Linked DNA regions of Homo sapiens: region 1 is linked to region 2. A link is a loop called in an ENCODE intact Hi-C map of the cell type or tissue named here. Cell type or tissue: heart left ventricle. All regions are shown on one strand. Links, peaks and the distances in the headings refer to the core of each region. The heading gives the core; the rest is flanking DNA.

Region 1 (11,259 bases), core at 1,860-9,859, 420 kb before region 2:
ATATCTATATATGGTGCCATTTTGCGGCATCCTTACATGTGGGAAGGGGCAAATAAACTCCCTTGGGCCTCTTTTATGAGGGCATCAATCCCATTCATAAGGTTTCTACCCTTATGACCTAATCACTTCTCAAAGGCCCCACCTCTTAATACAATACCCCTAGGAATTAGTTTTCAATGTATGAATTTTAAAAGAGTAACAAACATTCAGATCGTAGCATTTCATCCCTGTAATCATCCTAATGAGTGTGATGTGGTAACTCACTGTGAGTTTGATTTGCATTTCCATGATGGGTAATAATATTGAGCATCTTTTCATGTGCTGATTGGCCTGGGAGGCAGAGGTTGCAGTGAGCAGAGATCGTGCCACTGCACTCCTGCCTGGCCAACAGAGTGAGACTCCAACTCAAAAAAAAAAAAAAAAAAAAAGACATACCCAATGTCTTACACACTGATTATATATATTTTTTGGAGAAATGTATTTCTTTCTCTTTCCAATGAATACCTGGGGTACATGAAGGAGATTTTAAAAAGCATCTTTTTCTTACTTCTGACCTTATATCCTCGAGTCCCAGTGACTTTTGCAGGTGCTCACCATGGGTGCAAGTGTGGAAGGGAAATGTGGGGTCAGAGCCCCCACACAGAGTCCCCGGTGGGGTATTGCTTAATGGAACTATGAGAAGGGGGCCACTCTCCTCCAGAGCCCGGAATGGTAGATCCACCAATGGCTTGCACCATGTGCCTGAAAAGCCTCAGACTCGCAATGCAAGCTATGAAAACAGCTGAAGCAGGGAGCTGTACCCTGCAAAGCCACAGGGTTGGAGCTGCCCAAGGCTGTGGAAGCCCACCTCATGCATCAGCTGAGGTGGGCATGATTAGATTTCAGACTTGCATGGGGCCTGTAGCCCCTTTGTTTTGGTCAATTTCTCCCATTTGCAGTGAGTGTGTTTATCCAATGCCGGTACTCTCATTGTATCTAGGAAGTAAGTAACTTGCTTTTGATTTTACAGGTTCATAGGAGAAAGGAACTTGCCTTGTCTCAGATGAGACTTTGGATGTAGACTTTTTGGTTAATGCTAGAATGAGCTAAGAATTTGGGGGACTATTGGAAAGGCGTGATTGGTTTTGAAATGTGCGGACATGATATTTGGAAGGGGCCAGGGGCAGAATGATATGGTGTGGCTCTGTCCCCATCCAGATCTCATCTTGAATTGTAGTTCCCATAATTTCCACATGTTGTGGGAGGGACCAGGTGGGAGGTAATTGAATCATGGAGCGGTTACCTCCATGCTGTTCTTGTAATTGTTCTCACGAGATCTGATGGTTTTATAAGGGGCTTTTCCTCCTTTGCTCGGCACTTCTCTCTTCTGCAGTTAGGTGAAGAAGGATGTGTTTGCTTCCTTTTCTCTCATGATTGTAAGTTTCCTGAGGCCTCCCTAGCCATGCACAACTGTGAGTCAATTAAACTTCTTTCCTTTATAAATTACCTAATCTCAGGTATTTCTTTATAGCAGTGTGAGAACAGACTAGTACATAACCTTACTGGTGTTTCCTTTTATGTAAATGTCATTTTTATCATGCTGCTTTTATTATTTTATCATTGCCTGTGAATATTTTTACTTTGATATGTCTAAGTGTAGGTTTCTTTGTGTTTGTCCTATTTGGAATTTATTGAGTTTCTTTGATGTATAGATGGTTTTAAGTCAAATTTGGAAGGTTTTCAGTCATTACTTTTTTGAATAACTTTTGTGCTCATTCCTTTTTGTCCTCTACTTCTGTTACTTTCATTATGCATATTTTGGTTTGCTTAATTATGTTCTACATGTCTATGAGGCTCTGTTTATTTTTCTTTCTTTTCTTTTTCCTTCTCTGTTTTTCAGATTATATAATCTCTGTCAATCTATCTTTAATTTCACTGATTCTTCTGCCAGTTCAAATCTACTGCTGAGCACTCTAGTAAATGTTTCATTCCAAGTACTGTACTTTTAAACTGCAGAATTTCCATTTGTTTTTTAAAATAACTTTTACTTTTTTTTTGATAGTCTCTATTTGTTGAGACATTGTCCTCATACCTTTCTTCCCTTCTTTATGGTGTTCTTTAGTTTTTTAAATATATTTATATTAGATGCTTTGAGGTCTTTTTCTGCTAAGTTTGACATTTGGATTCTCTGAAAGGCAGTTTTTGTTGCCTACATTTTTCCGGTATAAGGGTCACACTCAGTTTCATTGTATGTTTCATAATTTTTTGTTGAAAACTAGACATTTTAGAAAATATACTGTAGTAAATCTGTATATGGAACTTGTTGGATTTTTTAGTAACAAGGTGTACCATTTCAATAATGTCTATTTTTTCCCACAATGTTCAACCTCTGATGTCACTACTCAGAGGGTGAAGCCTTGAGTATGTGCATCATCACCCTGGGATGAAGTGGTTTTAGCAATATTCTCTTTGATTCTTTCTTTCTCTGATTTAATTATTAATTTGTCTGCCACTGTAAGTATTACATCCAGTTGTTAGCCTCCTTGAATTGCTGGCTGATTGCTTTATAGTTTTTAGTAGTGCCTTGGGGGCATTAATTGTTCCACAGTGTAATCCAATTAAATTCAGCCCCCTTTGCAAGACTGGTTTTTGAGGCCTTTCTTTGACATTTGTTTTTTTATTGTGGAATAAAGAGAGTGGGTCAAGTCTCAAATGCCATAGACTTTGGCTGGTCTCCTAGATAGTGTTTATAAAATATAGGCCCTCAGGTAAACTAGGCTTTCTTCTTTTTCAGATCTATCCATGCTGAGTTCAGGCAGAGAATACTTTGCCCTATTCATGATGAGCTCTGCCCTGAACTCGTAATTCTAGCTAAGAAACAGTAGCTAAGTTAACAAGAACACTTATGAACCTAAAATGCACCTTTCTGGAATTTAACTGGCAATCTTGAAACACTTTTGTAAAAGAAATTTACTTCTATAAAGGAAGTCTCCATTTTTAAGGATGTGTGTTGGTATACTTTAGAAACTCTTACCATTGTTTTAAATTTACATCACAAGCCATACCTTTGTTTAAGGTGCTTTTCTGGCCATCTTGTCTTGACTTAACTTTTACTTGGGCACTGTATTTTTCCCTTAGTTTGAGCAAATGGCAATACAATATTTAGGCCTAAAATTTTAGCTCTGTGCTTACAAAATACAATTCTTTTTGTTTCACCTAAGAGTTGTCTTTTTAGAAATGCAAATTTGTTGTCTAGTTAACAATTGCTTAGGGCAATGAAACAAGTAATTGGAAGATTGATAGTCTGAATGGGGAAAAGAAAAGCTATTTAAAAGCCAGCAAATGACAATCCTTTATAAAAGCTGTAAGAATTGCTTCTCTGTGTTTGTATGTCTGTATGTGTTATGTGTATGTGATATTATTTAGTAAATAAAGCTGCTTAAAAAGTTTTTGGTAAAACAGGAATGGTTTCAAAATTATCAGTTAAATATAATTAGAAACTTGCTTGATTTAACTGTGAGTTTATGTTTTTAGATTAGAGCCTCGGGATTTGGGGGTCTGGATAGGTGGACATGATGAGGTCTAGAGACAAGACAAGTTCTCAGTACCCAGACTAGCAACTGCAAGCCAGAATCAAGCCCAATAGAGCCCCTTCTTCCCTGCTCTCCCTGTTTTGCCTCCTTGCTATTTTGGGAAGAGTTAGATTGTCCAGTTGCAGTCTTCACAGCTCTGTCTTCTGTTCTGACCCCTTTAGACCTAGCATGTAAATTCAGGACTCAGACAGGTCATAACCTTCATAGTCCTGACCTTCCTGGGTGCCACATGGCTACTTGGGACCCAGGATGACTGGGGAAGACATTAGGGAGGGTTCTTGTGTTTAGTTCCAAATTATTTTCAGTAATTTAAAATCTTAAAGTCATATTATGTTAGATTAAGTAATAGATAATCATAAAATGTCTACATCATTTGTAAGTTAAAATACTGAAATATAAATTATTAAACATGAACTTAAGTCTATATAATGACATGCTACTTTTAAATGCTATAGAAAAGGTGTTAATAAGCACTAATTTGAAGAACCATCCTTCTAAAAAAATTATAAAATGTTTTTTATCTACAAATGGTGATATAAAACAAACAGTTCAAAATTGCTTTCTAGAGTTTTCACTACAAATTGGGATTACTAAAAGTTAAAATTGTAGTTAATGTATGTAACTAAAACTACTAAATATGAGAGAAACAATTCTGTATACAGAACATATAAACAAAAGTATAAACAAAAATGTGCTTTTAATGAGAAAATATATAAAGGCATAAAAATGTGTGCATGTTTAAAAATTTTGTCTAGTTTGAAGTTACAGGTTTCAAATTGAAGGAGTAAAAAATAGATAAATCTAGATGAATATATAAAGTTGGAGAAAATGTAAAACAAAAGGTTTATGGAAATCTTGTGTGGTTAAAGATGACAGATTTTATAAATTTATTTACAGGTTTTATTAAAATAAGCTTTAACATTGATAATACACAACATAAAACTAGAATTTGGTTTTCTCTTTTGAACAAAAATTTTACATAGTATTAATTGTCAGGCCTCTGAGCCCAAGCTAAGCCATCATATCGCCTGTGACCTGCACGTATACATCCAGATGGCCGGAAGCAACTGAAGATCCACAAAAGAAGTGAAAATAGCCAGTTCCTGCCTTAACTGATGACATTCCACCATTGTGATCTGTTCCTGCCCCACCCTAACTGACCAACTGACTTTGTGAAAATACCCCCTCCCCGCCCTTTCGATAATGTACTTTGTGATATTCCCCCGCCCTTGTTAATGTACTTTGTACAGTACACCCTCCACCCTTGAGAAGGTACTTTGTAATATCCTCCCCCACCCTTAAGAAGGTGCTTTGTAATATTCTTCCCGCCCTTGAGAATGTACTTTGTAAGATCCACCCCCTGCCACAAAAATTGCTCCTAACTCCACTGCCTATCCCAAACCTATAAGAACTAATGATAATCCCACCACCCTTTGCTGACTCTCTTTTTGGACTCAGCCCGCCTTCACCCAGGTGATTAAAAAGCTTTATTACTCACACAAAGCCTGTTTGGTGGTCTCTTCACATCCATGCATGTGACATTAATCAGACACATTCAAACATTTTTCCTCACTTTCTGAGTAAACTGTAACAAAAAAAGAGAGGGAGAGAGGAGAGAAGAAGAGATAGATTCTGTCTCATACTGTCTTAAGTCTTTTCCTTATTTGGAAAACAGCCTTCTCCATTAAAGAGTACAGGTTTTTTATTTTTAAAAATCTTTTAATTATCACTTTGGCTAAATGAATGACTATTATTTTATGGTGACCTGTGATCCTATTTTGGTCAAGTGTTTTAATACTTTGAAATATTTGACAAGCTTTCCAAAATCAAATTTCAGCTTCAAAGTTAAGTCTTTTTTGATCTCTAACTTTGGGATTCTGCAGAAAGCCCCTAAAGCATCCAAAGGCGAGAGAAGCCGATGTTTTGACATGTTAAATTACGTGGAAACCACTGCCAAATAAAAAATGATTTTCAACCTTCTTCAAGTTATATCTTAATGCATATATTATTAATAGATGTTCCAAAATGGTATAAAATTTCTAAAATTCTAATATGTTTAGCTATGTGCTATCAACCATAATTATCATTTAGTTATTGTAGGCCACAGAAATGACCACATTTCCTTGTCAGTTGTGTCTTTAACTATGACCATTTATGCTGGGTGTGGTGGCTCATGCCTCTAAACCCAGCATTTTGGGAGGCAAGGACAGGAGAATACCTTAAGGCCAGTAGTTCAAACCAGTATGGCCGACATAGTCAGTTATTTCCACATGTCAGTTATTTCCACAGTTAATTGCCTAATTCTAATGCAGTTTCTGAAAGCTTTACAAGCATACAAAATCCTAGAGTATGGTATCTTTAAGGAGGTTTGTGAAAGTATAGAAAGAACCCTGACAAGCACTCTTGAATACAAGTTTCTGATAACTTTAGGCTTATATGATTTGGACTGGGTAAGAATTTTCAACACTTTAATGAAAAGATTGATTAATTGGTTTATAAAACTGCTAACCCAAGCAGGGCAAAAAATTAACTGAATACCAAGAAAATACTTTGTGAGATTTTCATGATAAATCAGGCAGTACTGAAATATTTAGATATACAATTTGAATAAACTCCATGGTGCAAGTCAAATTGCTTATAACCCATCAGTATCAGTGCTATGCATATAAATTGGAGAAACAACTGGTATTTTAAAAAATGTAAATCTAGTGTTAAGAATGGACTCATGGAGATTCTGGACAGCCACCTCATCCTGAGTCCTTAAAGTGTTTGTTACTAGAAGCTCTGCATTCCATGACCCATCATGGAATAAATAAAATTATCCAAATTAAAAAATATATTATTTTGGTGGCTGTTCTAAATTGCTCAAATAGTTTTTGACCAATGTTTGGTTATCAAACTCATTCCTGGGTTTTAAAACTTTATGTACATTTCTGCTACCTGATGGGCCATTTAAACATTTATAAAAGGATTTCATTCAATTGTAATTTTTAATGCATGCTTTCTGGTTGTATAAAAGCTTTAACATACAAAAGGGCTGTTGTTATAATAGTAGCTCATTTTACCAAAGTATATTTTCACCAGGTAATGAATGCATTTCATGGTCTACTGACTGGGGACAATCAACCCTTTCATAATCTAGAACCCAAGGATTAGACTCCATGGTCTTCTCAGAGTATCAGAGAAAGGCTGCCATTGTGCCATCCACATTGCAGCAAAACTTTGGCACCTTGAACCTTGGGTTCATTATCTCACAACTCACATAGGCCCCCTGCACTCTTGGAACTGTACACCCATTTACAACCTTAAGGTAAAGCTAACCAAGGAAGTTCCTCCCCAGAAGCAGATGGCATCTTTGATATGGACAGCTCTTCCCCAAGATCATGGATCAAGATTTCTCTGCTATCATGAGACTCTTATCTTTCCATTTTCCCCTTGCTTATGTCTCTTTGAACAATAGAATTGAAAAGGGCATCTGTTGTGTACACTCATGGGGTCTATTTTTATTTGTGAAGAATTTTGCAGCCAGCCTTATACACGGACAACTTTATGCCTTGATAAATGGAAGATGAAGGGCCAGTGCAGGTGAGAAATTTTAATGGTACATTTGTTGCCTCATAATTAGTGAGAAGCAAACACTGATTCACTCCTCTTAACCTACATTATAGGTTCCACTCCTCTTAACCTACATCACAGGTTAAAGAGAACATTGTTAGGAGGCTTTAATGGTTGCACAACAGACTTTAAATTCTCTTGTGAAAGTTATACTACATAATAGAATTGCTCTAAATTACTTACTGGCTAAACAGAAGTATCTGTGCAGTTGCTTGTACTTCTTGTTTCCCATGGAGAAATACATTGGGTATTATAGATATTCAGTTGTAGGGGATCAATGAACAGGCTGCTTTGTTAAAGCAAGTAGACTTTTTTTTTTTTTTTTTTTGAGACAGAGTGTTGCTCTGTCACCCAGGCTGGAGTGCAGTGGCCCAATCTTGGCTCCTTGCAAGCTCCACCTTCCGGGTTCATGCCATTCTCCTGCCTCAGTCTCCTGAGTAGCTGGGACTACAGGTGCCCGCCACCATGCCTGGCTAATTTTTTGTATTTTTTTAGTAGAGACGGGGATTCACCGTGTTAGCCAGGATGGTCTTGATCTTCTGACCTCGTGATCCGCCTGCCTCAGCCTCCCAAAGTACTGGGATTACAGGCGTGAGCCACCGCGCCCAGCTGCAAGTAGACTCTTTAGCTCATTCTGTGATCTGTTTGATTGTAGTTGGTTTGGTTCATGACAACCCTGGCTAAGGAGCACACTCCAAGCTCTTGGTATTATCCTCCTGATAGTCTTAATAGTAGTCTCCCTGGTGTGCTATATTCTCTTAAAAGTTTTAAATGTTTGCATGCAGCCATCTTTAGAGTGTCGAATGGTCTGTCTTCAACTGGATTGACAAGAGCTGAAAAAAATCTGTGACCATGAGGGCACTGTAGCCTATAAATGACGTGCTGAGACCAGAAACCCAAAGTGATGGTAACTGAGAGTGGTGCTAAGGCCTGAAGTTTTGGTCATTCTCTCATCTAAGTGAGAACGTGACCAAATAGGGTTATTTTTAAGCAAAATTATGAGATGCCATTGTTTTGGATTGAGCTCATGCCCTAGGCCCCAACAGACCATTTTAAACCAAATTAGAGTCACTTATGCTAAATCTGACATAATCAAACTAAGACCTTAAAGAAAAAGATCGATCCTAGAACAAACCAAGTTTTGTTTTTCTCCTGTAAACAGGAGATTCCACCATAAAGAGCTACCCTGTAACCTAACCCCTACAAAGAAAATAATCTGAAGTCCTTGTTCTAACCTTAAAAAACCCACTGTTCTGCTATTTCCCAATGGGTTTTGAGACCAAATAAGTACATTTATCATGGTGCTAGTGACATCAATGATAAAATTTTGATCAATGATCAATTTTCAGAGGATGACCCAAAACAGGGAATTGTGAAATCAAGTTTAGCCAAAAGCTGTTTCCTTATATATTTTAAGGTTGACATAAAGGTTTCTCTGTACCTAGTGAACTATCACCTGAATAGAAGTGTAAACAGACTGGAACCTGCTCTTGTGCTAATCATTGAGACTGGTCCAATCAAAGAGGCCCAATTATTCAAACCATGTTCAAATAAGGCAAATGCTGATCTATAACCAATCTGGTTGTTTCTTTCCTTCACTTCTGTTTTCTGTATATCACTTTTCTTTTTCTGTCCGTAAATCTCCTTCTACCACATGGCTGCACTGGAGTCTCTTTGAGCCTACTCTGGCTCAGGAGGCTACCTGATTTGTGAATTGTTCTCTGCTCATTTAAACTTTGTAAAATTTAATTTGGCTAATAATTCTCTTTTAACAGACATGTGGAAAATACAATTCTCTTTTTATAAGCTACCCAATTTATAGTATTTTATTATAGCAGTCTGAACAGACTAAGACAGTAAAATCTGCTTTGAAATGGCAAAATTAAGAAGAAAGTATAGTTATGTCTCCTATACCCTCTACCAACACACGTACATAGTCTCCCATTATCAATTTTCCTCATCAAAGTGGCACATTTGTTACAATTATTTGAACCTATATTGAGACATCATGATTACTCAGTCATAGATTACATTAGAGTTCAATTTTCCTGTTGTACATTCTCTGGGTGTGAACCCACCTATAATTACACATTTCTACAATTACATTATCATACAGAGTAGTTTTACTACTGCAAAATCCTCTGCGATCCACACATTTGTCCTTTCCTCCTCCAGTCCCCTGGGAAGCACATTTTACTGTCTCTGTAGTTTGACATTTCCCAGGATGTCATATAGTTGAAATCATACAGTACACAGCCTTTTCAGATTGACTTAGTTCAATCAGCAAAATATATTTAAGTTTCTTCAATGTCTTTTTATGGCTGGATATCTCATTTTTCTTAGGGCTGAATAACATCCAATCATCTGGTTGTACCACCGTTTATTTATTCATTCACCTACTAAAGGACATCTTTCTTCCAACTTTTAGCAATTATGAATAAAGCTGTTATAAACATCCATGTGTTGGTTTTTGTGTGGACATATGTTTTCAAATATTTTGGGTAAACAGGAAGGAGTGTGATGGATGAATAACATAGTAAGAGTATGTTTAATTTTGTATGAAACTGCCAAACTGTCTTCCAAATTTTGCGTTTTCACCATTAGTGAATGAGAATTCCTATTGTTCCACATCCTGCTCAGCATTTAAAGTTGGCAGTGTTTTGAATAAAGTTGTAATGTTGTGCCATTTTAATAAATGTATAGGGGTATCTTGTTGTCTTAATTTGCAATTGCTTAATGGCATGATGTAAGCAACTTTTTATATGCTTATTTACACTTGTGTATCTTCTTTGGTGAGATGTCTATTAAGGTGTTTTGTCCTCTTTTTCATTGGATTTTTTATTTTTTTACTGATGAATTTTAAAAATTATTTGTGTATTTTTGATATCTTGAGCTGTAAGAGTTCTACGTGATACTTGTATGTGTTGGATCATAAATCCTAGTCTTTAGCCTGCTTATTGTCTTGACAGTGTCATTTGCAAAGCAGAATTTTTAGTTTTGAATAAGTTATTAAGTATAGCTGATCAATTATTTTTTTCTTGGATTATCTCTTCAGTTTTGTATCTTAAGAGTCATCGATATACCCAAGTTGATATGGTTTGTCTCTGTGTCCCCAGCAAAATCCCATCTCCAATTGCAATCTGCACATGTCGGGGGAGGGGCCTGGTGGGAGATGATTGAATCAAGGGGGATACTTCCCCCTTGTTGTTTTCATGATAGTGAGTGAGCTCTCAAAAGATCTGCTCGTTTGAAAGTGTGTGGCACTTCCCCTTCACACTCTGTCTCTTTTCGGCCACCATGTGAAGAAGGTCTTTGCCTTGCCTTCTCCTTATGACATGATTGTAAGTTTCCTGAGGCCTCCCAGTCATGCTTCCTGTTAAGCCTGTGGAACTATGAGTCAATTAAACATCTTTTCTTTATAAATTACCCAGTCTCAGTTAGTTCTTTATAGCAGTGTGAAAACGAACGAATACACAAGTTCATCTAGATTTTCTTCTATGTGATCTTCCAGGAATTTTATAATTTTTGTGGTTTACATATAGGTCTGTGATCTACTTTTCGTGAATTTTTGTGGAGGGTGTAAACTCTATGTCTAGGTTCATTTCTTTCGCATGAGAACATCCTGTTGTTCCAGCACCATGTGTTGAAAGGACTAATCTTGGTTCCAATGTTTACCCTTTGGTTCCTTGTCAAAGAGCAGTTGGCTGTATTTATGTGGGTCCATTTCTGGGCTCTCTGGTCTCTTCCATTGATCTATTTGTCTATTCTTTCATTAATATCCATACTGTTTTGATTACTGTAGCTTTATAATAAGTCTTGAAATAAGGTAGTGTCAGTCTTCCAACTTTGTTCTCCTTCAAAATTGTGTTGACTATTCTGAATCTTGTGCCTGTTATCATCGCTTTGCTGATATCCACAGATTACCTTTCTGGGATTATGATTAAGATAGCATTGAATTTATAGATGAAGGTGAAAAGAACTTACAACTTGACAAGGAAAACTTGAGTTTTCCAATCCATGAATATGGAATATCTTTTTATTTATTTAGTTCTCCAATTTTCTTCAGTTTTGT
Region 2 (11,259 bases), core at 1,368-9,367:
ACTTGCTTGAGGCTAGGAGGTGGAGGTTGTAGTGAGCTGAGATTGTGCCACTGCACCACCGGCCTGGGTGACAGAGTGAGACTCGGTCAAAAAAAAAAAAAAAAAAAAGTCGATATCCATAAAATAACTTGCTGAGATTTTGATTGAGATTGCCTTGAATCCATAGATCTAGTTGGCAGGAACTGACACCTTGACTATGTTCAGTCTTCCTATCCATGAACATAAAGTATCTCCCCATTTATTTGGTTCCTTGATTTTTTTATCAACATTTTATAGTTTCCCTTATATAGAACCTCGTACATATTTTGTAATATTTATACTTAAGTATTTTATTTGGGGCATTATTTTGTAAAGAGTACTGATATTTAATTTCAAATATACTTCTTCATCACTGCTCTATAGGAAAGCAATTTACTGCTTTGTCTTAAGCTTGTATTCTGCAACCCTGCTGTAACTGCTGCTTAGTTCCAGGAGGTTTTCTGCCTATCCTTTTGGGTTTCCTACGTAGACAATAATGTCTGCGAACAAAGACAGTGTTATTTATTTCTTCTCAATCTATATACCTTTTATATATTTTCCCAGTTGTTTTCCAATAGCTAAGCATGTCTTTACTTTTCCAAGTTTGCCTTGGTTGATTTAACTAAATGCATTTCTATATAAATTTTAGACACAGCTTGTCAATTTCCACAAAATAATTGACATAAATTTGTGGAGAAATGCTATCTATTCAATTTTTATATTTCTATTTTATGAACAAAGTAAAGTTCTCATTGCTGTAGATCTTCTATTATCACACACATTTCTATAGATTTATTTCCAGGTACCTTATATAATTAATGTTAAATAATATCATTTATAAGATTTCATTTTCTGTACTTTTTAGTGTTTTGTAAAAATACAATTGACTTTTGTATTTTTACATTTTGTTAACCTTGATAAATTCATTCATTAAATCTAAATGGCTTATATATAGACATACACAATTACGTTATTTGTGAAAAAGAAAATTTACTTTCCCTTTCAATTCCTACCTTATACTTACTTTATTTTATTTTATGTGTTGCCTGTTTATGCTGGCTGTGACTTCTCTTGTGATGATAAACCAAAAGTGTTAATATTTGGCATTCTTGCTTCTTTGTTTTTTTGTTATATTTGTTCTATTTTATTATTAGGTACTGTTGTTAACCTTTTACTGAACTTAATTTATTAATTGAACTTTATGATAGATAATTTAGGAAAAGGCTTAGGTTATTTTTGATCTTAGATGAAAAACTTTTTGTACTTGTATTAGTCTGTTCTTGCATTGCTATGAAGAAATATCTGAGACTGAGTAATTTATAAAGAAAAGAGGTTTAATTGAATCACTGTTCTGCAGGCTGTACAGGAAGCATGGCACTGGCTTCTGCTTCTCAGGAGGACTTCGAAAGCTTACAATCATGGAGGAAGGTGAAGCAGGAGATTGCACATCACATGGCAAAAGCAGGAGCAAGCGAGAGTAGGGGGAGGTGCCACACACTTTTAAACAATCAGATCTCCTAAACACAGATATAATTTTCTTCATTGCATTCTGTATTAGTTTGTTCTCAGACTGCTATAAAGAATTACCTGTGACTGGCTAATTTATGAAGAAAAGAGATTTAATTGACTCACCGTTCCACAGGCTGTACAGGAAGCATGGCTGGGAGACCTCAGGAAACTTACAATCATTGTAGAAGGTGAAGGGGAAGCAAGCACATCTTACCACGGCAGAGCAGGAGAGAGAGAGAGAGAGTGAAGATAGCCATACACTTTTAAACCATCAGGTCTCATGAAAACTCACTCACTATCAGGAGAACAGCAAGGGGGAAATCCACCCCCATGATCCAGCCACCTCCCACTAGTCCCCTTCCCTGACACAGGAGGATTAGAATTCAACCTGAGATTTGGGTGGGGACACAGAGACAAACCATATCACAGTCCTAAAAGTTTCAGTTACAAATTTGATGTATTTCTGTTTTTCCCTTGAAAAAGAGAAAAGACAGTGGGTCAACATGACCTACTAGTTTTCTTTGGCTTCATAACATATGAAGCAGCTTGAAACAACACAGATTCATTCTTTTCCAGTTTCAGTAGACCTGAAACTCAGTATACCATGACTGAGTATACTCAGTTCTCTGTTCAAGGTCTCACCAGGCTAAATATGCAGTGTGGGGGTTTCTTCTTCAAATTTCACTTTCTTATATTTTACACACGGTCCTTTTGATCTTCAAGCATCAGTGACATATCAAGTCTTTCTTGTGCTTTTAACTTCCCTCCCCACTGGCTGAAAAATTCTCCGTTTTAAGGTCTCAGGTGATTATATTAAATTCACCTAAATAATCTATTTTTGGCTATATAATGTAATGTGATTATGGGAGTGACACAAGGTAGTTCTGCCCACTATTAATCTGGTTAATCTAATTAATCTGGTTCTGCCAGATTAGTTTTCTGATTGATACCATTCATGGACGTGAAAACATTATGTTGAGAAAAATGTCTACGCATATATGAATTTGGAAGGGACCCACCTACATAATATAATTAAATATGTGGTACAGAAACGACAACTTGTTGTTCACAAAGTAACCTTCCTTCCTTCCCCACCCCATCTGACCTAATATAATCCAATAATTCTCTCCACTTGGCCTCTGGGACATTTATTTATTCACTTGCTTACCAAGTATAAACCACACTACATATCATAAATAACATAGGTAAGAAAAATAGTATCATGTTAAATGTTGTACTGGGAAACACAAACATTAGCTAGCTGTTTGAGTTATCCAGGTCTGTTAGATGGATTAAGCTACTTGAAGTATGACCTTATAGTTCTAACTTCTGCCTAGCATGCAACATGGAAAGCTCCATTTTAATAAAAAGTACAAACCAAGGTCAAATTTTCTGCATTGAGAACCACAGTCCTCAGTAATTAGTAATCTTATACAACAAAAGGATAACTCCAAGTACAGATTTCTAGCTGGGTGGAAGTGGTATGTTCTTGAATGTAATGGAGGAATGGCAAAATGAGATGTTTGAGATTAAACCTTAGTCACTTCACTTTTCTCTCATGTGACAACCATACATATAGTAATTTATAAACACAAGCATTCTTATTGATTAACAAGTGTGAGAAATTAAGAATTTTAGAACCGAAAACTGAGAACCTGAGTAGTTCTATAGGGTTCTTTAAAAACAAGACTTAACTACTATATTTTTGATGCAAAGAATTTAATAACTTTCAGTTTCTAGTTCATACATTTTAGTTTCAAATTACTTAGCATTTTCATGCTTGAGATAAACCTAAATTAAGTGTTAATAAGTATAAGTTTGCTAATATTAACTAATATTAGTTTAGTTGTGAAGAATTCATGGATGAATACCCCAAATAGACCTTAATTTATTTTCATTACATAATTTTAAAATTATTTCAAGACTTACACGTAGCCTATAAAAATCATTTTAAAAATTCACAATATTTAGGAAATATAACTATATTTATAATGGCAATTACTATTTAACTTTTTTACATTTTAGTTCTTGAAGGACTAGGTTGAAACAGTAAGTTCTCCTTAATATTGCAAGTATGACTTCCAAGTTACTTCTACTTGCTAGATTAATAAAATTTGTTTATGTTTGTATGACAAAGAATTAATATTTTACTGGTAAGAACATGAAAACATAAACTATAGACTGGGAGAAATTACTTGCAAGTCATATTTCTAATAAAGCACTTATATCTTGAAGATATAAAAATTCCTATAACTGTAATTCAATATTAACAAGAAAATTCCTTTAAAAAACACATTTAAAGAGAGACTTCTTCAAAGAAGATATAAAAATGGGCAGTGAGCACATTGAGAGATGCTAAGTATAGTTAGTTGTTTGAGGGATACATATATTAGGTTGGTGCAAAAGCAATTGAGGTTTTTGCATTGTTGAAATTTGTCATTTGATATTGGAATACATTCTTAAATAAATGTGGTTATGTTATACATCATTTCAATGTGTGTTTCTCACTTTATTCTTTTTTGCTAATGACTTCTTACTTGCTGTTTATTTTACATTTATTTTACACTTTTGAAATGATGCCAGACAAAAAGGAAATTTGAGCGATTTTCTTATTTGAGTTCAAAATGGGTCGTAAAGCAGCAGAGACAATTCGCAACAACAACAACGCATTTTCCCAGGAACTGCTAATGAATGTACAGGGCAGTGGTGGTTCAAGAAGCTTTACAAAGGGGATGGGAACTTTGAAGATGAGAAGCACAGTTGTCGGCCATCAGAAGTTGACAATAACCAATTGTGAGCAATCATTGAAGCTGATCCTCTTACAACTATGCGAGAAGTTGCCCAAGAACTCAACATCGACCATTCTATGGTTGTTTGGCATTTCAAGCAAATTGGAAAGGTGAAAAAGCTCGATAAGTGGGTGCCTCATGAGCTGACCAAAAATCAAAAAAGTCATTTTGAAATGTTTTCTTTTATTCTATCGAACAATGATGAAGCATTTCTCAATCGGATTTTGACGTGCAATGAAAAGTGGATTTTATATGACAACCGTGACAACGGGCGACCACCAGCTCAGTGGTTGGATCGAGAAGCTCCAAAGCACTTCCGAAAGCCAAATTCGCACCCAAAAAGAGTTATGGTCAGTGTTTGGTGGTTTGCTGCCGGTCTGCTCCACTACAGCTTTCTGAATCCTGGCGAAACCATTACATCTGAGATGTATGTTCAGCAGATCGATGAGATGCATCTAAAACTGCAATACCTGCAGCTGGCATTGGTCAACAGAAGGGGCCCAATTCTTCTCCACGACAACACCTGACCACACATCGCACAACCAACACTTCAAAAGTTGAACGAATTGGGCTACAAAGTTTTGCCTCATCTGCGATATTCACCTGACCTCTGACACACCGTCTACCACTTCTTCAAGCATCTCGGCAATTTTTTGCAGGGTAAATGCTACCACAACCAGCAGCATGCAGAAAATGCTTTCCAAGACTTTGTCGAATCCCTAAGTACGGAATTGTACACTACGGGAATAAGCAAACTTATTTCTTGTTGGCAAAAATGTGTTGATTGTAATCGTTCTTATTTTGATTAATAAAGATGTGCTTGAGCCTAATTATGATTTAAAATTCGCAGTCCAAAACCGAAAATGCCCTGCTACTTTCCACCCTCTGTGATGGCTATAATCAAAAAGACAGACAATGGGAAGTGCTGGTGAGGATGTGGGGAGATTGGAGTCCTTAAATGTTGCTACTCATTAAGTAAATTGACACAACCATTTTGGAAAATACTTTGGCATCTACTTAAAAAGTTAAACATTTACCATACAGTCTACCAATTCCACTCTTGGGCATCCAACCAATAAAAATTAAATTAATATATTTCCACAAATAAACTTGGATGTTAATGCTCATGGAAATATTATTCTTAATACCATAACTGGAAACAATTTAAATGTCCATCAGCACACTATAGCTTATCTGTCCAGTAGAATGTTATTCAGCAATGAAAAAGAGTAAAGTACTGAAACATAGCACAGTATGAATTATCTCAAAAATATTTTGCTAAGCTACAGAAGTCTGTTACAAAAGACTTATGCTGTATGATTCAACTTACATGAATTTCCCAGAAAAGGCAAATCTGTAGAGACAGACTCAGATCAGTTGTTGCCTGAGACTGGAGGTGAGAGCAGGAATTCACTTCAAATGGGCAGAATAAATTTTGGGGGGTAATGGAAATGTTCTAAAACTTGATGTTCGTGATAGTTGCACAACTCTACCATTGTGTTAAAAGCTAGTTCTTTACTTGCAATAAGTGCATCCTTATAGATGGAAATAATACTTTGTTATATAAAGTTATTTTTTAAAATATTGAATCAATTTCTCTCATATTCAGCTGGGAAACAGGTGCTCCAAATTTTTCATATCTTGGATCTTTGGCTAAATCCTCTTATTTGGCAAAGCTGTAGTATTTAATCAGGTAAAAACAAAACAATTTTCTCAAACGTCAGCGTCACCAGATGACAATGATATGAACTACACTTTCTTTAAATATAATTTTTTTTTTCCACGAGAAACAGTTTTTTTTTGTTTTTTTTTTTTTTTTTTTTTTGCTCTGCTCTGTATTTTGGGAGATTAGCTGAGAAGACCACTGTTTTCCATGCCCCGTAGATTTCCTTTTGAAGTTCTAGTCCCAGAGATCATGTGTGTATGTACGTGGCATAAAAATAAGAGTTGCTAATCATGCTGGAATCTGATCGAGGTGATAATATTTCTTTTCATACATAGCATATAGCAAATGATATTGTAAAAATATGGCTTACAATTTAAATCAAACAGAATTCTGGAAGATAGATAACCTTGCTAAAGTTCACAATCTTTGTTTAATTTAAAAAAATATTCATCCTATGAACATTTTAAAAACTAACTTCTACAATGGGATTTTTTAATAGCTTTCTCTAGGTTCAGTATTTTATTTTTATCACTATTTTTATTTGCATAATATAATATAATCAGAAATTTAAATTTCAAGTCCATAAACAAATAATTTGTAAAAGTTTAACAACCAATTTAACTTCCTATGTACAACAAATCTGTTAGTATTAAGAAGAGAAGTTGTAATTCATATTTACAAATTCGGTTACCTTTCTGACAAAATAAAAATAAAAATTCATTAACAGCTCTTATTGAGCAACAGTCTGTGGGCATCATCTATGTGCCAAGCCCACTCCTGAGTATTGGAGTTACAAATATTTCCCTTGTTTCAGTCCATGTGAACATAAGAGGAGTCAAGCAATTGTGCATAATGTGCAACCTTCAACTTCCAGCTGGCTTTTTACCTTCTCAATCAAACTGTCTTCTCCTGATATTCTGGATAACATTACTTTTCAGAAATTTAAACAAAATATATTTGGGAACACAAGAAAGCTCATTTAATTTAATTCCTTATAACTTGAGTTAATCACCAACATTTTTGCTTGCTGGTTATATGTGCTAAGTCTAAAATACATTACATTTTACATTCAAGAATATAAATATCTTACCACTCTTACAATGTACAGCTCATTCTAGTTTTTAATAATTAGATAAAGTTAATAAAATTTGGAATTACTTAAAATTAAAAGGCAATGACAGCAGGAAAGTGCAAATTGATTATGTAAAGAATATTGAAAGTACTTATTGGAGTAAATCTTTTAAATAAATAGGATCTATGAGCTGGACATATATTAAGCTTTCTGAAAACATGGTTATGTTTTCATTTCACTATAGTTTGGTTTCCTCCTAAAACAGCTTTGAATTCAAATAGGTTTGAATAAAACAAAGGCTTCATAATCAAACATGTAACAGTTATATTTATGTATGCAACAATGTCTTCGTTTCATGGAACACTGAAGAAATAAATAAATGTTTACCTTTCAATTCAGAAAGAATGAAACAAAGTGAAAACATATATAATATTTAATTAAGCTGGAAGAAAGCTTTACCAACATAACTTGCTTTTCTCCCTTTTCTCAATGCATAATATTTTCTAATTAAACCATAAAGTAAAGTTTCTTTATTTTATCAAGGGCCTTGTTCAGTTGTTCAGTTTATTTTCATTTCTGCTTTTATTGCTTGGCCTTAGGCCTATTTCTAAAATGCTTTTTTGAAATTAATAAAAAATATTTTTCTATCTTATAGTTTTTTTAATTCTAGTTGCTTTTCTGGATTGCCTTTTAACCAAGAATACTGTATTATCCCTGTCTATAGGAGATATATATATTAGCTTGCTCTGTTGAGAGTTTTGAAATTCATTGTAGTAGCAATTTCACCTGCCACAATGCCCTGCAACTTCAGAAAATGTCAGAAAACCTAATTAGTCTGATTTAGGGGCTTGTTAAAAGAAACGACCTTATTTGGTTTAAAATTATATGAAGATGTGAAGAGTTGACAATAGACAAAGAGATAATGTGAAAAATGTGCAGACCCTAGATGGAGATGCACCCAATAGCAACCCAATCAGATTGCCAGGTGTTCTGTGGTGTCAACTGATCAGAAATCAATCAAAATTTCTGAGAAAACATTTACAAAATCATATTTTGACAAATATAATATTATCCATTAATCTATTTCTGTGTTTTTCTTGAGAACAATGGATCAGAAAAGTAATAGATGTGGGAATATTATTATTCAGAATACCTTTTCACCAAACTGGAACAATTTAAAGTTTTCTCTCTTTTGTTTTCTTCAAATAATTGGCAAATAACTGTAATTGCTACAGATAATATATTACATCAAAATAGGAGTATATTTGATGCAAGAACCCATTTCAACTTATCATAGATTTTTTATGGCCCTGGAGGAAGTTATCACCTCATGGCAAGTTTTTCTCTTCCCTCCGCTTGCTCCTCCCTTGGTAAGAGGAATGAATGAATGATCTGCTTGCCAATGAGCAGAGACCAATATCACCTGAGCCATACAAATAGGCTAATACATAACTTTTTGAGCACATAAAACATAGACAACATAGTCTATAGGTGCTGTCTCTCTCTTTTCCTTCTTCCTTGTTTCATGGATTTTAAGAAGGGATCAGGCTGGCCCTTGATTTCCTCTAGTGGTTAGTAAATAGGCATGCTTTGGCAAGCCATTTTTTTCTCCAGCTTCCCTGGTTATTACTAAATTGATGAATCAGTGTTTGGTAGATCCCTGGGCTAAATTTGGCTATACAGGAAGACAACTTTGCTAGTATTAAAGATGGTAAAATATTTTGATCCAATGTTAATACCTTGCTCTCAATTATTTACAAATACTAAGTGTATAAATAATTAGTAACCCTAAACAAAGACAATTTAAGAAAGCTTTTCCGGAACATTCCACATCATTCTAGATACTTAAGAATATTTAATAAAAATTTTCAAAAAAGTAGATGTACTGATGGGTTATATTTTATAGCCTGACATGAATTATGCACTTTTTCAGAATTTAGTAAAGTTTATTTTGAACCTCAGTTAGTGTTCAGAATATTTGGCTCCAGATCAAAATTTCCCATATGTCATATGCCATTCAGTGCTCAAACTTACCTCCCCCACCAGCCCCCACAGAAATGATAAAGTGGAAAAATATGCTAACAACATTTGTGAAGTGCAGTGAACAAAATACGGTCATATTTTAAATATTTTAACAACTTTTTGATAAGTCAGAAATAATTTTGAAATACAATATTTAAAAAATGCATATTTTTGGATTCATAGCAGCCATGATGACTTCACCTGATGACTGCTACACTGATTTTTCAAGATAAGAAGAGACATTTACAATTTTTAAAATTGAAATTAAAAATTAAAAAAATTAAAAATAAAATACAAATAAAAAATAGACAAAACCAAAAAACAAAATACCTTACAAATATTTCTTATTGAATAAAAACAGCAATAATTTATATTTTCAAGATTTCTAGTATACTGTTTGAAGTTATTTGGGGAACTTTGTGATTCAAAATAACTTTTAATTAAAAACTAGTTGTTTTGGTGAATTAGTATTTTGGATAATTTAATATTTACCTTCTTTTAAAGAAGTCATTACTTTATAAAGTGAGATTCTGTGTTTCACTTTTTGAATTGGAATATTTGAGTAGTTATAAAGTTATGTAGGATCACACAAGATCATATGACAAAACAACTTATTACCAGAAGGTATTGCCCAAACCAAAAATTGAGTTGATATATTTTCTTTAAAATATCCTATATCCTATATTGTGATGGAGTAGATAAACTGAATAACCACGGAGGGCCAAAAACCAAAGCTTGAATGCCTTTATACAGCAGCAATTTATTATGAATCCAATATCTTTCCATTTTGATGCTGTTATTTGTGATGTGACTACACTCCTAGAATGGAAATTTGAAAGATAAATTACAAAATGTCAGACAGAAAATAAAATCAATAGAGAAGGCTTTTCCTTTTGGGTTCATTGTTTGTTTCTAATCAGAGTCAATTACTTTATAGTGCTCTTTTTGCTCTTTATCTTTTCTCATTTAGAAAACATCAGTGTAGCAGGTAAAGTCACCATGGCTGCCATGGATCAAAAATATATGTATTGTTTAAACATTTTATTTTGAAATGATTTCTGACTTTTTTTTCGTTCATTGTTTGTTTGCTTTTAACCAAAGTAAATTATCTCATAGTGCCTCTTTTTGCCCTAGAGGGGCAGTGTCATTTGATTATGTTACAATGAACCGTGACTTCTCATATTCTTTTTGTTCATATGCCCAATGATAGCATTGGATTAAGCCATCAGTTATTCTTGACATATATAACTTCCTCATTTTCTGAATGTTCTACAAAACTAACCTGAAAATAGCATATTTGTGTTATTTCAAATAAAGTATATTCCACATAAATATCCCTAATTTTCAAAAAGTCTGACATTTTCTAGGATGATATCCAAGGCGTAATTTCTCTAAGCCCTCTGTTGTTTGCAATTTAATAATCTTGCAATAAGTATATTATATAACACAGAGATTTAAAATGAAATAGATGGAAAAATATTGGATACTTTCACTACATAAATAATTCCAGTTTCAGAAATAATGACAGAGCACCAATAGTAGTCTCCTGTGAATTTTGAGTTGAATTACTGACTTAACAGTGTTTAATATGTCTAGTTAATATTATAAATGTCTAATATTTATAAGAAGTATTATGAATGAGCATTTAACACAACTGTATCTTAGTCATTTTTCTTGTTAAACAGAAATACACAACTCAGGATATGTACTATTATTAAATCATTAATTTCTAAATGAAGTTAAAATAATTCATTATATTCTGTTTTCATAGTTATTTGAGTTATGAGTACATAAATATCATTCAGATTAGAAGACATTCTGGATAATAATTTCTTTCTTAGAAGTTATGAATATGCTTTATATGATGCAGATAAAGTACTTAACACAGTATCTGTAACAGAGAAAGTGCCCAATAAATAGGTCAATATTTATTATTTTTATCTTATTACAAGTAAAACTTTAAATATTAGGTTGTCTTCAGGAAAATCTTAATGTACAAGCGTTCTTGTACATTCATAGCAGAGAAATGTAGATAAATGTTAAGCATCAAATAATTATAGTTGTAATTTAAATTCCACAGTGTAAACTTTAACATTTTGCATGAAGAAATAAATGCTTATTGTCAAAAGATGAAAACACTAGACATCCTCTGTTTGAGAAGTATACATATAGATTTTTAAAAA

Evidence for each region. Peaks named below come from ENCODE experiments on the same cell type or tissue, not always from the same donor. Only the 100,000 strongest peaks of a DNase experiment are listed, where the experiment ranks them.
Region 1: it touches region 2 in a loop (4-fold over the local background); 47 of 110 quality-filtered maps call a loop at or near these places.

Annotation. Positions count from the first base shown.
Region 1 is chr6:142,098,646-142,109,904 of GRCh38, reverse strand. All of the region lies in intron 1 of NMBR (neuromedin B receptor), which reads left to right. Among named protein-coding and RNA genes, the nearest start is that of GJE1, 29 kb to the left of the region's middle. In heart left ventricle, for the core only: no CTCF peak of the experiment used is centred there; no DNase peak of the experiment used is centred there.
Region 2 is chr6:141,679,985-141,691,243 of GRCh38, reverse strand. It overlaps LOC124901415 (histone-lysine N-methyltransferase SETMAR-like), which reads left to right and starts at 4,076. Exons shown (of 1, transcript XM_047419639.1): 1 at 4,076-5,146. The coding sequence starts at 4,355. The coding sequence ends at 4,843. In heart left ventricle, for the core only: no CTCF peak of the experiment used is centred there; no DNase peak of the experiment used is centred there.